3 separate regions of the Mus musculus genome follow, and regions 1 and 3 are each linked to region 2. A link is a contact called in ENCODE Hi-C or POLR2A ChIA-PET data. All regions are on one chromosome and are shown on one strand. The core of a region is the stretch at or near the end of the contact, and the rest is flanking DNA. Distances in the headings are between cores, read along the strand shown. Region 1 holds the start of Zfp12 (zinc finger protein 12). Region 2 holds the start of Zfp316 (zinc finger protein 316). Region 3 holds the start of E130309D02Rik (RIKEN cDNA E130309D02 gene).

The links. A loop is a pair of places that touch in the nucleus more often than their neighbours do. ChIA-PET counts read pairs that join two places held with the same protein, here RNA polymerase II (POLR2A).
Region 1: a map of gastrocnemius shows a loop between it and region 2 (8-fold over the local background). The contact joins the promoter of Zfp12 here to the promoter of Zfp316 in region 2. A Hi-C loop is called at or near these places in 6 of 37 maps with a recorded cell type or tissue (T-helper 2 cell, adrenal gland, gastrocnemius and 1 more). POLR2A ChIA-PET finds 5 or more read pairs at or near these places in 1 of 5 experiments (Patski).
Region 3: POLR2A ChIA-PET joins it to region 2 with 11 read pairs in Patski. The contact joins the promoter of E130309D02Rik here to the promoter of Zfp316 in region 2. A Hi-C loop is called at or near these places in 1 of 37 maps with a recorded cell type or tissue (heart). POLR2A ChIA-PET finds 5 or more read pairs at or near these places in 1 of 5 experiments (Patski).

Annotation. Positions count from the first base shown.
Region 1 is chr5:143,232,676-143,236,888 of GRCm38, forward strand. It overlaps Zfp12 (zinc finger protein 12), which reads left to right and starts at 2,488. Exons shown (of 5, transcript NM_001289589.1): 1 at 2,488-2,704; 2 at 3,579-3,641. The coding sequence starts at 3,627. It overlaps 4930448H16Rik (RIKEN cDNA 4930448H16 gene), which reads left to right. Exons shown (of 5, transcript NR_040700.1): 5 at 1,835-2,073. Gm38735 (a long non-coding RNA gene) reads right to left here and starts at 1,855. Exons shown (of 3, transcript XR_868668.3): 1 at 1,459-1,855; 2 at 623-700.
Region 2 is chr5:143,267,947-143,272,310 of GRCm38, forward strand. It overlaps Zfp316 (zinc finger protein 316), which reads right to left and starts at 2,076. Exons shown (of 7, transcript NM_017467.3): 1 at 1,905-2,076.
Region 3 is chr5:143,312,527-143,316,801 of GRCm38, forward strand. E130309D02Rik (RIKEN cDNA E130309D02 gene) reads right to left here and starts at 2,834. Exons shown (of 6, transcript NM_172726.4): 1 at 2,377-2,834; 2 at 1,652-1,873. The coding sequence starts at 2,568. Zdhhc4 (zinc finger, DHHC domain containing 4) reads right to left here. Exons shown (of 8, transcript NM_028379.5): 8 at 3,963-4,275. The coding sequence ends at 4,016.

The sequences.
Region 1 (4,213 bases), core at 1,238-3,737, 35 kb before region 2:
CAGCCTGGTCTACAGAGTGAGTTGCAAGACAGCCAGGGCTAAATAGATAGACCCTGTCTTGAAAAACCAAACCAAACAAACAAACAAAAAACCAAACATGTGTAAGACCGTAGGTAAACACATACACACAGTGACATACACATACATACAGACATGTACATACATGCAGACACACACACACACACACACACACATTCTTCTGGAGCAGATGGAATGACCAGCTCTCTTTCAGGGGTATTTAGTTGAGTATAGAACACTATTATATAGTATTGAATGACTATTAATGTTAATAATAAGCCTTTATTTTGAGCACCCATCTTAATGTTTATTTTTCCTTTAAGGAAGCTAATTATTCGCTCCCATAATCTGTAGCTGCTAATCTCTTCCTGGGTGTGCTAGGCAGAGGGCCATTAGCCAATCAGTCTGGTGAACTGCCCTCAGGGCAACCAGAGTGTTTTCTTAGAAGCTCAGCCTCTTCCAACACTCCAGTCCCCCTGAGGAAGCTGCACAACGTTCACAGATGCTTGCTGTTGAAGTGTGTTCCCAGGGAAGAAGCCATCCCCCTCCCCATGCTGCAACCTTAAGCTCCATGAAAGGTTTCTCTCAGGCAGTCGTCGCCTACCTTCCAACCTTATCATCATTCAGCAGGCCAGCTGTGCTATGAGGAGAAGATGAGACGGGAAAACAAAGACTGCAGGAGCTACAAAAAAAGAAGGAAAATAGCTCTCTGTTAATTGACCTCTGAAAGGTGACATTTGGCCCAACTAGTTGAGTGCCTCCTTGGCTACTCAATTTGCATCTGAGCAGAGCAGAAGCATCTCAGCCTGCTGACTGCTTGTTCCATGTTTGTACAAACCGAAATATTTTCTTTTCCTTTTTTATTTAATTTACTTTTTTATTTATATAAGTACATTGTCACTGTCTTCAGACACATCAAAAGAGGGCATCAGATCCCTTTACAGATGGTTGTGAGCCACCATGTGGCTGTTGAGAATTGAACTCAGGACCTTTGGAAGAGCAGTCAGTGCTCTTAACCCCTGAGCCATCTCTCCAGCCCCTTTTCTTAATACAAAAATTATATGAGCTTGAATGTCCTCACTGCAAGCAAGGAATTCCTTTTCTGAAAGGCCTGAGTCCCATCTGTGCAATGTAAACCTGGAGAAAAGAGTGTTCCTATCTCCCTGTCACCTGGGGAGTTTAGCCCAGGCCCCTCATTCAGAGACGTAACCCCTGCTTGCCATGGGGAAGGGAAGCTTTTGGTTTAAGAGATAGGAGCCAGCTCAGGTGGGCACCTCAGTTACCAGGTGAGGTGAGAACCTGGGAGAAGGTGCCCCATGGCAGTGCAGGCCTTCCGAGGAGGAGGGCTCACCCTTTCTCCTGAGACCATGTGTGCCCTGCAGCATCTGAGAGGGATTCGTGATGCTTCTGTCTCCTGCTGGTTGCTCAGCAGTTTATTACCTAGGGTTGGCGCTCCAAGGTGCTTGGTGCTTCTGGGAAGAAAACGTTACTCTCTGCATTGGTGCAGAGAACTTTCTGTTTTGGTAGACTTTGTTATTAGTTTTGATGCCAACGTCTTTATGAAGAATTAGACCAAGACCACTGCTGCATTAGTTCTGTAAGAAGTCGATGGAATGTTCATTGTATTGTACCATCTCTGAAAACTGTCATTGTCGCCCGGCCCCAAATGTCACCTTTCAGAGGTCAATTAACAGAGAGCTATTTTCCTTCTTTCTGTGAGTTCTTTCTGGTTCTCTTTTTAGTTTCTGTGCATTAGATGTGTGATATAGAAACCCATCATTTGTGTTTTCTCTTCCTTCCTTTTTTGCATCTGCAGCTTCTGTTGTGTCTCCATCAACTTTGGAAGCAGATAGGACAAGAGCACTTTTGCATTATTCAGGAGGGCCGGTGAAATCTGAGAGGAATTGACTGACCATAGGGTTCCACGTTTGAGCATTGTTGCCGGACTGCAAACATCAAGTTGGAGAAGTCATTTGACAAACACGTTTTTTCTCCCTTTCTATGTGTGCCTTCTGGTGCTTTTAGAACTTTTATGCATTTGTTGTATGATCTGGCAAAGCCACTGTTTTTGTCTTCTTTCTTTTAAAAGAGGTGGTAGACACTTCTTATACTTAAATGTTTGATGGAAACTTCTAGCACTTCAGTTAAACAGAGCGTGACACATTTTTTTTCCTCTCTCTTTCATCTGTTAGAATCTGCCTTTTATCTAAAAGCACCAAGCTGGGAGAGGTCTGGGTAAATGGATATAACCCCTCAAGCCATTCCTGGAGGTTCAAAGTGAGGAAAATCACGAAGGTTACTGTTGCTCTCAGCTCGGTACCCACAAGCTGCTGAAACGAGGAGGAGACTTGTGCGACGATCCCTGGAAGCCTAAGAGTTCTGGGCGGCCCCTCCCCAAAGATGAAAGGAAGACCACAGGGACCAGCCCAGTGGCACGCATGCTGCGCGTGCGCACTTCTGTTTGTGTGCATGCTCGCGCAAGCGCACGTCCGCTGCGCTGGCCTGGCTTCCTGCGGTCTGTGTCTCTACGCTCGCAGCTTTGACTTGCGCGAGCTGGAGTCGCGAGCCTGCGGGCCGAGGCCGGTGCGTCCGGGTCGGCAGCAGGCGAACGCAGCTTTGCAGGCCGGGGAGGCCGAGGGCCGGGCTGACGGGGGCAGCGAGACCCGGGCCCGGCGCGGCCTCCTAGGTGAGGCCTGAGGGTGCAGATCGCGGCCGTGAGAGGGAGGCTGGGTCCGTCTGATGGCTTGCAGGGGGGCCTGAGACCGCTTGCCGAGGCCTGAGCGATCAGCGCCTGCGCGATGCCTCGGCCCCCTCCTGTCCTCAGCGTGCGGGATCCGGGACGGTAGCAGTGGTCGTGTTGATGGCTTTGGGCTGTCTAGATGGCCCGAGGATGAGGCGTGTGGGCATAGGAGCGGTCAGTTCAGTGACCTGAGCTGTAGAGGCGCTGTCCAAACTCCTACCTCACTTGACATCCCTGCCTCCCAGGGCTTCTAAGTCTCATGATGTTACTGGGCGCCATCGGCACCCTTGCTGTGCCTGTTAGTTTTCCCGATCCTCTCCCTGCAGCATCCTGTGGTCTAGTTCAGGAAAAGTTTGTGTTTGCGTCTGTTCATAGGGGAAGACTGTGGGTCTGCGATAGTGGTGACATAACCGAGGTCACGCAGAGGGTTTGTTAGTGGGAGTGCTAAGTCCCGGGCCGACGGCGTTCCTTTTGTCATATTAAAGTCGTGGTCACAGTATCACGTAATTGTATATAAATACAGTTCCCACCAGGTTAACTTTTGTTTTCAGAGCAGCTTGTGAGTATTCTTTTGTATCCCTTAGTAAATGGCAGTTATTTAACTAGCATTTCTTGTTCATTTCTTGTTAATTCACCTCGTCAGCTGCACTCATTCATTCCCCCCAAGTCCCAACGCACAGTTGCAATTCTCCAGTCCTTTCTGACAGCCAGTGAGACCACCATCCCTCCGGTTTTCTTCTGGGAATGTTCCAGGAGGTTTGTGTGCAGGATTCCCCTCTTTCCACGCCCACTCATAATGACGTTGTTTTTCCTTCCCCAGACCCGGCTGCATTAGTCCTTCTACAGACTTTTCCTACTGCAGCGGAAGATGAATACATCCTTAGTAAGTCTGGCTTTGTTTCCGTTGTCTAGTTTGGTTTACTACACTCGAAGAGGCAAAGGAGAGATCAGACTTTAAAGGGGAAAATAGATAAAACAGAAAGAGATAAAAGAACCAGACAAAACAGTAGTGGACAGTAGTAAGCATTGGTTGAGTGCATATCTGTAGGTGGCATAGCCCCTACCAAGTCCTCAGGATGCTGTAGTTGACACCTTGACTATATTTAGAGATGAGCCTATGGACGTGCCTGTCGGGATTGTCTTGATCACATTCATTGATGTAAGAAAACCCATTTTGTTCTGGACAAGACCATTCTCTGGGCATCCTGGACAGCATAAACTGGAGAAAGAGACTTGAGTACCAGCAAACATGTCTTCCTCCCTCTCTTGTTTCCTGATTGTGGATTTGATGTGGCTCCTGCTGCCTTGGCTTATGACGGGCTGTACTCTTTGATCTCCAGTGGTATTCTAACACAGGCATACACACACACTCACGTCCTATTGACCTGTCTGTCTCTAGCAGTCTCTGTGGATTCCTCTGTCTGTTTCTGTGCTGTTTGTCTTGCTGCCCTGTCC
Region 2 (4,364 bases), core at 826-3,325:
TGTGAGGGAGTGGCTAGATTAGGTTAACTGAGGTGGGAAGATCTACCCTAAACATGGGCAGCACCATCCCCTAGGCTGGGGCCCTGGTGTGAATGAGAAGGAGAGAGCAGGCTGAGCCCCAGCATCAGTCTCTCTGCGTGGCCTCCGTGTCTCTCCCACCGTGATGGGCTGTACCTTTCAACTGGGAGCCCAAGCAACTACTTCCTCCCTTGAGTTGCTTGTCAGGACAGAGCAAGAAGGGAAAAAGTGAAGGAAAAAAAAAAAGCCTATTAAAAGCCTCTAGCTGGGCGGTGGTGGCGCACTTGGGAGGCAGAGGCAGGAGGATTTCTGAGTTTGAGGCCAGCCTGGTCTACAGAGTGAGTTCCAGGACAGCCAGGGCTACACAGAGAAACCCTGTCTCGAAAAAAAAAAAAACAAAAAACAAAAAAAAAAAAAAAAAAACAAAAAAAGCCATGAGAAGACAGGGAGACAGGGCAGAAGCCAAGAAAAGCCTGATGCTCCAGGTGCTCTGACCCAAGATTCAGAACAGAAGCTCTGAAAACCAGTCTGACCAGGAGAAGGTCAGTTCATATTCTTGCAACTCAGGCCCTGGGGGTTCCCCTCCTCCTGGGATATTCTTAGCCCCACTCCTGCCAATCAGTCCCTAGAACGCCTTTCTGCTCCATTCTCCTTAACCTCTCATCCTGGATTCGAATGCAGTGTCAAGTTCACGGCTTCATCAGGCAAAAATCACTGTGTCACTTCAACACATCTTTCCACTCAAGTCCTGAGCCTAGGGCACAGCGCTGCAGACACTCAGAACGGGGTGCTGCACTGTCCATAGAAAGGAGTGTGCAGAGACACAATCGTAAAGGTTAAAAGTTAGGAACTCCAGAAAAGTCCCAAATCCAGGGGATCCACGTAAAGGATGTTTGCGTGGGGTCACGCTCGCGCATGCGCACTTGTGGCTAGTTACCTTCATTCCCGTTCACTAGCCCCACTGACTTAAGACCCTTTTTTGTCCAGAATGTCTTTCCCTGTTCACTACACTCCTCACCATCTGCCCAGTTTCCGGAGCCCCTATTCTCCAGGGTTGCTCCCTGGAGGTCATCCACGACCCCCCAGAGCAGGCTCCTCAACCAGGCCAGCTAGCCCCCTGGCCCAGCCAGTAGCGACAGAACCAAAACAAAATGCCAATGCCACCCACCCAGGCTGAGCAGGTGGGCTGATCCTCGCTGATACCTGCACCTCCTCCCTCCCTTCTTGTGTCCACATAATGCACCCTAGATTCTGCCAACGCGTTCCACCACCCATCTCGGGGGCAACAGATTTAGCAGAGAGAGAGAGCAGTCCAGCCAGCCTCCATTTACAGATGAAGCAGGCTAGGCCACGGCCCCTCAATGTCACAAAGCTGGCTGTAGGGCTCCAGGACAAGGTCTTTCCCTTTTCTTCCTCTCTCTGGGGGATGGGGGGAGGGTACCTAGCTTCCACTTCGCGCTAGGGCGGGAGTAATGACAGCCCTCCTTGGAAGGTGTCTCTCTAGGGGGCGGGGGCGGCTCCGGCCCAGCTCCCGCCCCTAAGCTGGAGAAGGCGGCGCTAGCACCCTGCAAAGGTGCAGTGCACGACGTCCCCGGCCCGCCCCCTCCCACGCTGGAGTCTGTACCCCTCTAGGGTGTTAAGCCATCCCTGACGTGCCGCGCAGGCCCAGGTCGGTATTGGGGGGATCTAGGGGCCTGGAAGATCTAGCTCGTGCAGCTGCAACTCCGACCCCACCAAGGACGGGCCCTGCAGTCCCGCGATCTCCCCACGGACACCGGAGGCCTCCAGCTCTCGAGCATCCATGACGGCCAGCCTTGCCGCCGCCACCGCCCCCAGCGCGCGCGTCCCGCCCGCGCGCACCTGCCGCATCCGCGCGCCCCACTCACCGCGCGCGCGCCCGGGCCCGGCCAAGCCGGAGCGAGACACGGACTCGTGGGGGGTGGGGGGCTGTGACCACCGGGGACTCCCCCCCGCACTACACAAAGTGACGGCCGCGAGCTGCGCGACGGCGGAGGAGGCGGCGGCGCGTGGGCACCGGAAGTGCCGCCCGCCGGCCCCGCCTTGTCCGCGCCCACGAGGGGGGCACTTCCGGTCATGGGGCGTCCCGGAGCTCTGGATGTAGACAGGGTGCTGCTGCGTCGCACCCCCATATGCATGGAGGATGGTTATAGCTACCCACAATGAGCACCCCCTGCTTATTACCTGCTCCTCTATGTTTCAAGGGACCCCTGCCCACGACGTCCAGCCCCAGCGAGCATCTCTTCTCGCCAGACGACAGCCTAAGTCTACCTTTGCCCGTGCCAGGACGTGTCGGGAGCCCGTCCTCCTGTCCACCGGACCCTCCCTGGATCTCCTGATGGTGGAGAAGGGTAGTGACCCCCAATGGGTATTCAGGCAGCGCTTGTCTGACCCTGACATGGGCAAGGGTGTGGCTGGGAGATTGATCCATTCTGGCTTTACTTGTGTGTGCAGGGTGTGGCAGACAGAGGGGCAGCCTATTCAAGGCGTGAGGGGGGTACTGTGGACTATAACAGTCAAATGCATGAAAGACTGGAGATTGAGGCCAGACTGGATTTATGTTCTTCAACTCCCTAATCTGTCATCCCCAGGCCTGGCAAGAATATTGGGAAATAGCCTTGCATGGCTTTAGACAGGTCGAACCTTGACAGTCCATTGATATATTCACGACTACTCAGGGCAGTGCTCTGTAGCTCCAAAGAGCCATCCATATTATGAAGTCCCTGGACCCCAAGCCTGCTGGCCACCTATGCCTGGAGTAAATGCCCTAGGTACCTATAGAGACCAACCCTGGACATGACCCTGGGGAGACCAGAGTTCTAGCCTCTGCCCTCTCTCCCCTCTTCCTTGGCCTCCCCTCCCTTATATTGAAAAGTCTTTGTGACACTCTTGTGCTTTTCTTGGTAGACCATGTAGACTGGATGCTTTAGGAGTCATAGCCTTTCTCATCTTAGGCGAGCCCTAACCCCTAACTGTGGGTTCTCTAGGGACCAGAAACACTCTTCTTTCCTGCCTACACACATTTAGGCACACATAGAAGGAAGCTGCTTGTCTCTCGGTTTTACTAGGATGTGTGTTCACATGTGTGCACATGAGCTATCTCCGTGATGACATTCTTACGCACCCTGGGTTTTCACACAGATGGGTTACCTACCAAATCACCTGCCTCTCTGCAGGATCCCTGGCAGGCTAGAAACCCAGGGAAGGGAAGGGGAGCCAACCTTTCCCTCTGGGAAACCCGAAGGAGGTGATGAATGTGTGTACCTGCCATGTTCCATGCATGTGCGTGTTCCTGCCATGTTCCATGCATACATGCATTCCTGCCATGTTCCACGCATGCACGTGTTCCTGCCCTGTTCCATGCATGCATGTGTTCCTGCCATGTTCCATGCATGCATGTGTTCCTGCCATGTTCCATGAATGCACGTGTTCCTGCCATGTTCCATGCATGCACGTGTTCCTGCCATGTTCCATGCATGCACGTGTTCCTGCCGTGTTCCATGCTGTGCTCCCTTCCCATGTTCTTGGGCCCTGTTGTCAAGTGAGCAGCTGGGAAAATGGAGAAACAGATTTTCAAATGGAGTCCATATGTCTCAAGTATCATGCAGCCAGACACAGTGGTGCAAGCTTGAAGTCCCAGCTACTCTGGAGGATCATGAGTTCAAAACCAACCCAAGCAATTTAGTAAGACCCCCATCTCCAAAAACATTAAAAGGTGGGGGTTGGGGGTAAGCTTACCAGTGCTGGGCCTGACTTAGAATCCCCTCAGTGAGGGGCTGAAGTTGTGGTTAGATAGCAGACTGATTACTCAGAATTCACACCAGTGAGAAGCTGGGGTATGACTCAGTGGAAGAGCATTTGCCTAGAAACCACTGCTGAGGATCTGGGAGCATGCGGTACCGAGCTTACGAAAGGCTTTGGATTCCATCCCCAGCTCCTTTGAAAACAAAACAGAACAGAACAGATAGGACGTTAGTTAGTATTGCCTGCTGTGGGCGATTGGAACTCCAGTGGAATTCGAGGCTACTTTTTTGGAGGGGAAGGGAGTAAAGAAAACATGTATTTAATTCACAGTTTTGGAGACTGGAAGTTCAAACAGCATGGCAGATTCTAGTGAGGGATCCTGGCTGCATCACACTGTCAGGGGAATGTGTGTGTGTGTGTGTGTGTGTGTGTGTGTGTGTGTGTGTGTGTGTATGTATGACTGGCTCAAGATAGTGTGATGGCTAATCTTGAGTGTCAAGTTGAGGCACTTAGGAAAAGAGCTCTCAGTTGAGAAATTAGCTCCATCAGATTGGCCTGTGGGTATGTCTGTGCATTTTCTTGAT
Region 3 (4,275 bases), core at 1,584-4,083, 45 kb after region 2:
AAGCCTGGGGCAAAAGGATTAGGAGGTTGTAGGCTGGCCTAAGCTACATAGTTAAACTTGTTTTTCTTAAGATTTTACTTTTCATGGTGTGTAGCCCCGTGTGTCTGTTTGAGTAGACCCATACATGTGCGTAAAGGCATTCAAGGAGAACAGGGGGAAGGGATTCCCGGGAGCTGGAGTTATAGGCACTTGGGAGCAGGATATGGGTGCTCTAAGAACTGGATTTGGGTCCTTTGTGTGAACAAGTCTCTTAACTCCTAAGCCATCTCTCCTTCCCTCCGCATACTGTTTTAAAAATCCAATCATTTTGCCTGAGAAATAGATTTTCCATTTATTCTGAAGATGAGGCCTTTTTGTTTTGTTTATCAAAAAATTAATTTAAGGCTGGGTGTGGTGTCACACACCTTTAATCTGGGGAGGCCAAGGATGGCAAATCTTTGTGAGTTAGAGGCCAGCCTGGTCTACAGAGTGAATTCCATGCCAATCGAGGCCATACAGTAAGACGCAAACTGGGAGGATGGTGGGGGATGGTTGGTGGGGGATGGTGGAGGATGGTGGGGGATGGTGGGGGATGGTGGGGGATGGTGGAGGATTCAGCCAGTTAAGCTCTTGCCTTGCAAGCCCGACAACCTGAGAGAAAGCTCTGTAACAGCATAAGGACAAAAGAAGTAGGGGGCTAGACAGGCAGCTCAGTAGTTAGGGGCACTGGCTGCTCTCCCAGAGGACCCAAATTCGATTCCTAGCACCCACATGGTGGCTCACAACCATTTGTAACTCTAGTTGCAGGGATCGAAAGCCCGCTCCGCTTCCAGCCTCCACAGTGTGAGCAGCAGCATACAGGTGGTACACAGACACAACATCCCCACGCAAAACAGTTCCACATTAACAAATAATTTTACAAATTTAAGATGAAAAGGAGCCAAGGAAGCCAGGTGGCGGTGGCGCATACCTTTAATCCCAGCACTCGGGAGGCAGAGGCAGGCGGATTACTGAGTTCAAGGCCAGCCTGGTCTACACAGTGAGTTACAGGACAGCCAGTGCTACACAGAGAAACCCTGTCTCAAAAAAAGGTGACAGTAGTGACCCGACTTCACACAGCTGTCCTCAGGCCTCTCCAGATGTGCTGTGGCACAGGCAACCACACACACATCACACATGCACAGTAATACTAAAAGTAAGCTGGGTGTGATGGCATACACCTTTAATAGCAAATGCTAGGGAGGCAGAGACACCTGGTCTGGGTTGAGTTCAAGGCCAGCCTGGTCTACATTTTGAGATCCAGGACAGCCCAGGCTACATAATCAGAACCTGTTTCAAAATGAAACAAATCCTAATTTTACTACTTTGTGTACAAGAAGGCTACAATTCCAGAGCCAGACACGTGGACCCTATAATCCTCAAGAGACTCAGGTAGAAGGGTCATGAGGGTTGAATTCAGCTTGGGCTACATACCAAATTCTTTTTTCAAAAAAAAAAAGTCAATCAAAGAAACAAAAAAAATGTTTGCTCCATAAAAAAAACGGGACTGGGTGTAGCACCCAGGCAGGGATGATCGATGACATCACGCACGTGTAAAAGACCTCTACGAACATCCAAACTCTTGTTATCCTGTCTACGGAGACTGTGGGAGACGCTATTTCGAGAGCAGTACCTGGAGCCAGGAGGCCGCACATTCCAACACGGGGATCCGACACACGGCCACGGCCATGGAGACCAGCTTTCCCAACAAGCTCATTCGGCTGTCGTCGGCTTTGTTCCCTTGGGGGCTGAAAAGGGAGGAGAAAATGATCTGCCGCACAGAGTCCTTGCTTTGCTCCTGGAAGTAACTGCACATGATTTCAAGAAGCTGGAGCTCCTGGAGGGAATTCAGTCTCTGTAAAAACAAACCCGGAAGAGAAGCTGTGAGAAGAGGGCCTCCACCTGCCCCTTAGCTCCCACCCTAAGAGATTAGGGAAGTGGATGCTTAGAATCCCAGCGCACACGAGGCTGAGTCTAGCCGATAATGAGTTTCAGGCTGGCCCGAGATACATGGTACACAGAAAGACAGTGTTTGAAAAAGGAAAACAGATCTATTCTTTTTCCCAGGGTGTATTTTTTTCACCCTTCAGAAGCCTAAGCCCGGGGGGGCTTAACTCTATGAATAAGCAAAGGAAAAAACCCTGCATCTAGTTAAGCGACATCCCAGAGGGATGTTAAGTAGCCAGTTCACAAAGCCACCACCCCGGATCATTCATTGGTGGGCGACTGTCACACGCCTGCGAAACGGGCACGCGGCTGAGCAACGCCGCTGGACTGCAAGGCCGGGGGAGCGGAAAGAGGAGCGAGACCTCGGGGCGAGCTCCTGTCACCGAGCGAGGGCACGGCCGGGGCGGGCACCTTGGGCTGCGCGCCGCGCTCCTTGGGCACTTGGAACACGAACTCCTCCAGCAGCTCCACGGAGCCCTTGTCCACGATGGGCAACGGCGCGCTCTGCAGCTGGCTGCTGAAGTAGATGTCCAGGTGGTACAGCACCTCCTTGGCGGCGCTCAGCGCGTCGCGCCGCAGCAGCGAGTGGCGGATGTCGCTCATGGTGCGGCCGCCCTGTCCCCGCCGCGAGTCCTACTTCCGCCCGGAGACAAAGAGGCGCGACCGGCCTGGGCCCCGACGCGGGCAGGGTCGCGGCGCCCGCCCGCCTCTAACAGGCGCCAACCCGCTCAGGGGACCATCGTCGCCGCTGCCGCCGCCGCCACGGGCCAGCGAGTATCCTGGGGTCCGACTGCGGCGCCGCCCAGAGCCGCGGGAGCCGACGCCGCTCGGCCGAACCGGCGGCTGAATGGCGACGGCGGCCCGCAGGGGCCAAGCTCGGGCTGCGGCCGCGCGCTCTCGTGGGCGCCCCCTGGCGGTGAAGCCCGCACGGGCAAGCACGAGGCCCCGCCCCGCCGTCTTCGCAAGAGTTTCTCCGGCTTCAGAGGTGTTTGATTATCAGACACTCGGAGGTGTTCTGAGCCGGCACCACGCACCCAAGCCTTCTCATGCTCCCCTCCAACCAGGACGTGCTCTGATCGCCCCCGGGAGTGGGGCGACTACTAGGACAAATGATGCTTGTAAGCACCCCCACGCCCTGATCCTTCTGTTCCAGGGTCAGTGTTTCCAAATTCTCTCCTGACTCCTGGACCCTCTTAACTGCTATGCTCTAGCCCAGCCCAGGAGGACTATGGGAATCTTAGTACAAGGTTTAGCCCACGTGCTCCCTGTTCCTGAAAACCCTCCCACCCTACAACACTCCCACTCCCCAGCTCAAGATTTCTATACAATCTATGGGCGATGGTTTATTTACAATTTATACTAAACTAGCTGTTAATGAAGACTGGAGATTTTTTTTTTTCTTTTGGTTTTTCGAGTCAGGGGTACTCAGTGTAACCCTGGCTGTCCTGTAACTCACTGTGTAGACCAGGCTGGTCTCAAACTCAGAGATCCACGTTCCTCTGCCTCCTGAGTACTGTGATCAAAGGTGTGCACCACCACCGCCCATCGGGGAGTAGAGATTTTAAACAGAATGGAAAAGTCTTGCGTGTGGCTCACAAATACAATGACTAAGAGGCCTATGGCTGAGAGGATTTAGTTAAGATGATAAAGGGCCCCTGCCTGGGAAAGAACAGACCAGGGAGAGAGTGCAGCTGGGCACAGCCCAGAGACTCTCTTGTACATCAGGGAACAGACTTTATGGTCCTAGTTCAGGCGCCCAAGGGTGCAGTGAAAGAGGCAAAGGCCTCCTTGTCACCCAGAGCCTTGGACATCTCTTGACCCTTCTCACACTAGGACCTCAGAAGTTACTGGATCTAGCAGAATATAGGCAGGAGGGAAATCTGCCCTGGGAGACACGAGAACTCAGCAAGCCTAGCTTCCCATCTCTTTTTCCCCACTAAAGCCCACTCACGCCCACACAGCAGAAACCAACACAGACAATGATGAGAAAACAAATATCCATGTGTACAAATAGGTGTGCACTGTATTTAAAAGGCAGGGCACTTCCGCTCTATTTCTCCTTTTTCTTGTAACTGGGGGTAGCAGGTAGAAAGATCTCTCGAAGGTTGCTCCTAAACCCGTGGGAGTGAATGTTCTGGTGGATCCGGGGCTCAGCTGATGGGGACCAAGCCACCAGAGGCCAGCGCTGGCACCAGGCCCAGTCGCCTTTATACCATTCATTTGTGGTCTGGTTGGTGGCAGCCAGGTACAGAGCAAAGCACAAGTAGCCAGCCAGGAGCATGCTCAAAACGATGACAAAGCCCAGTAGGA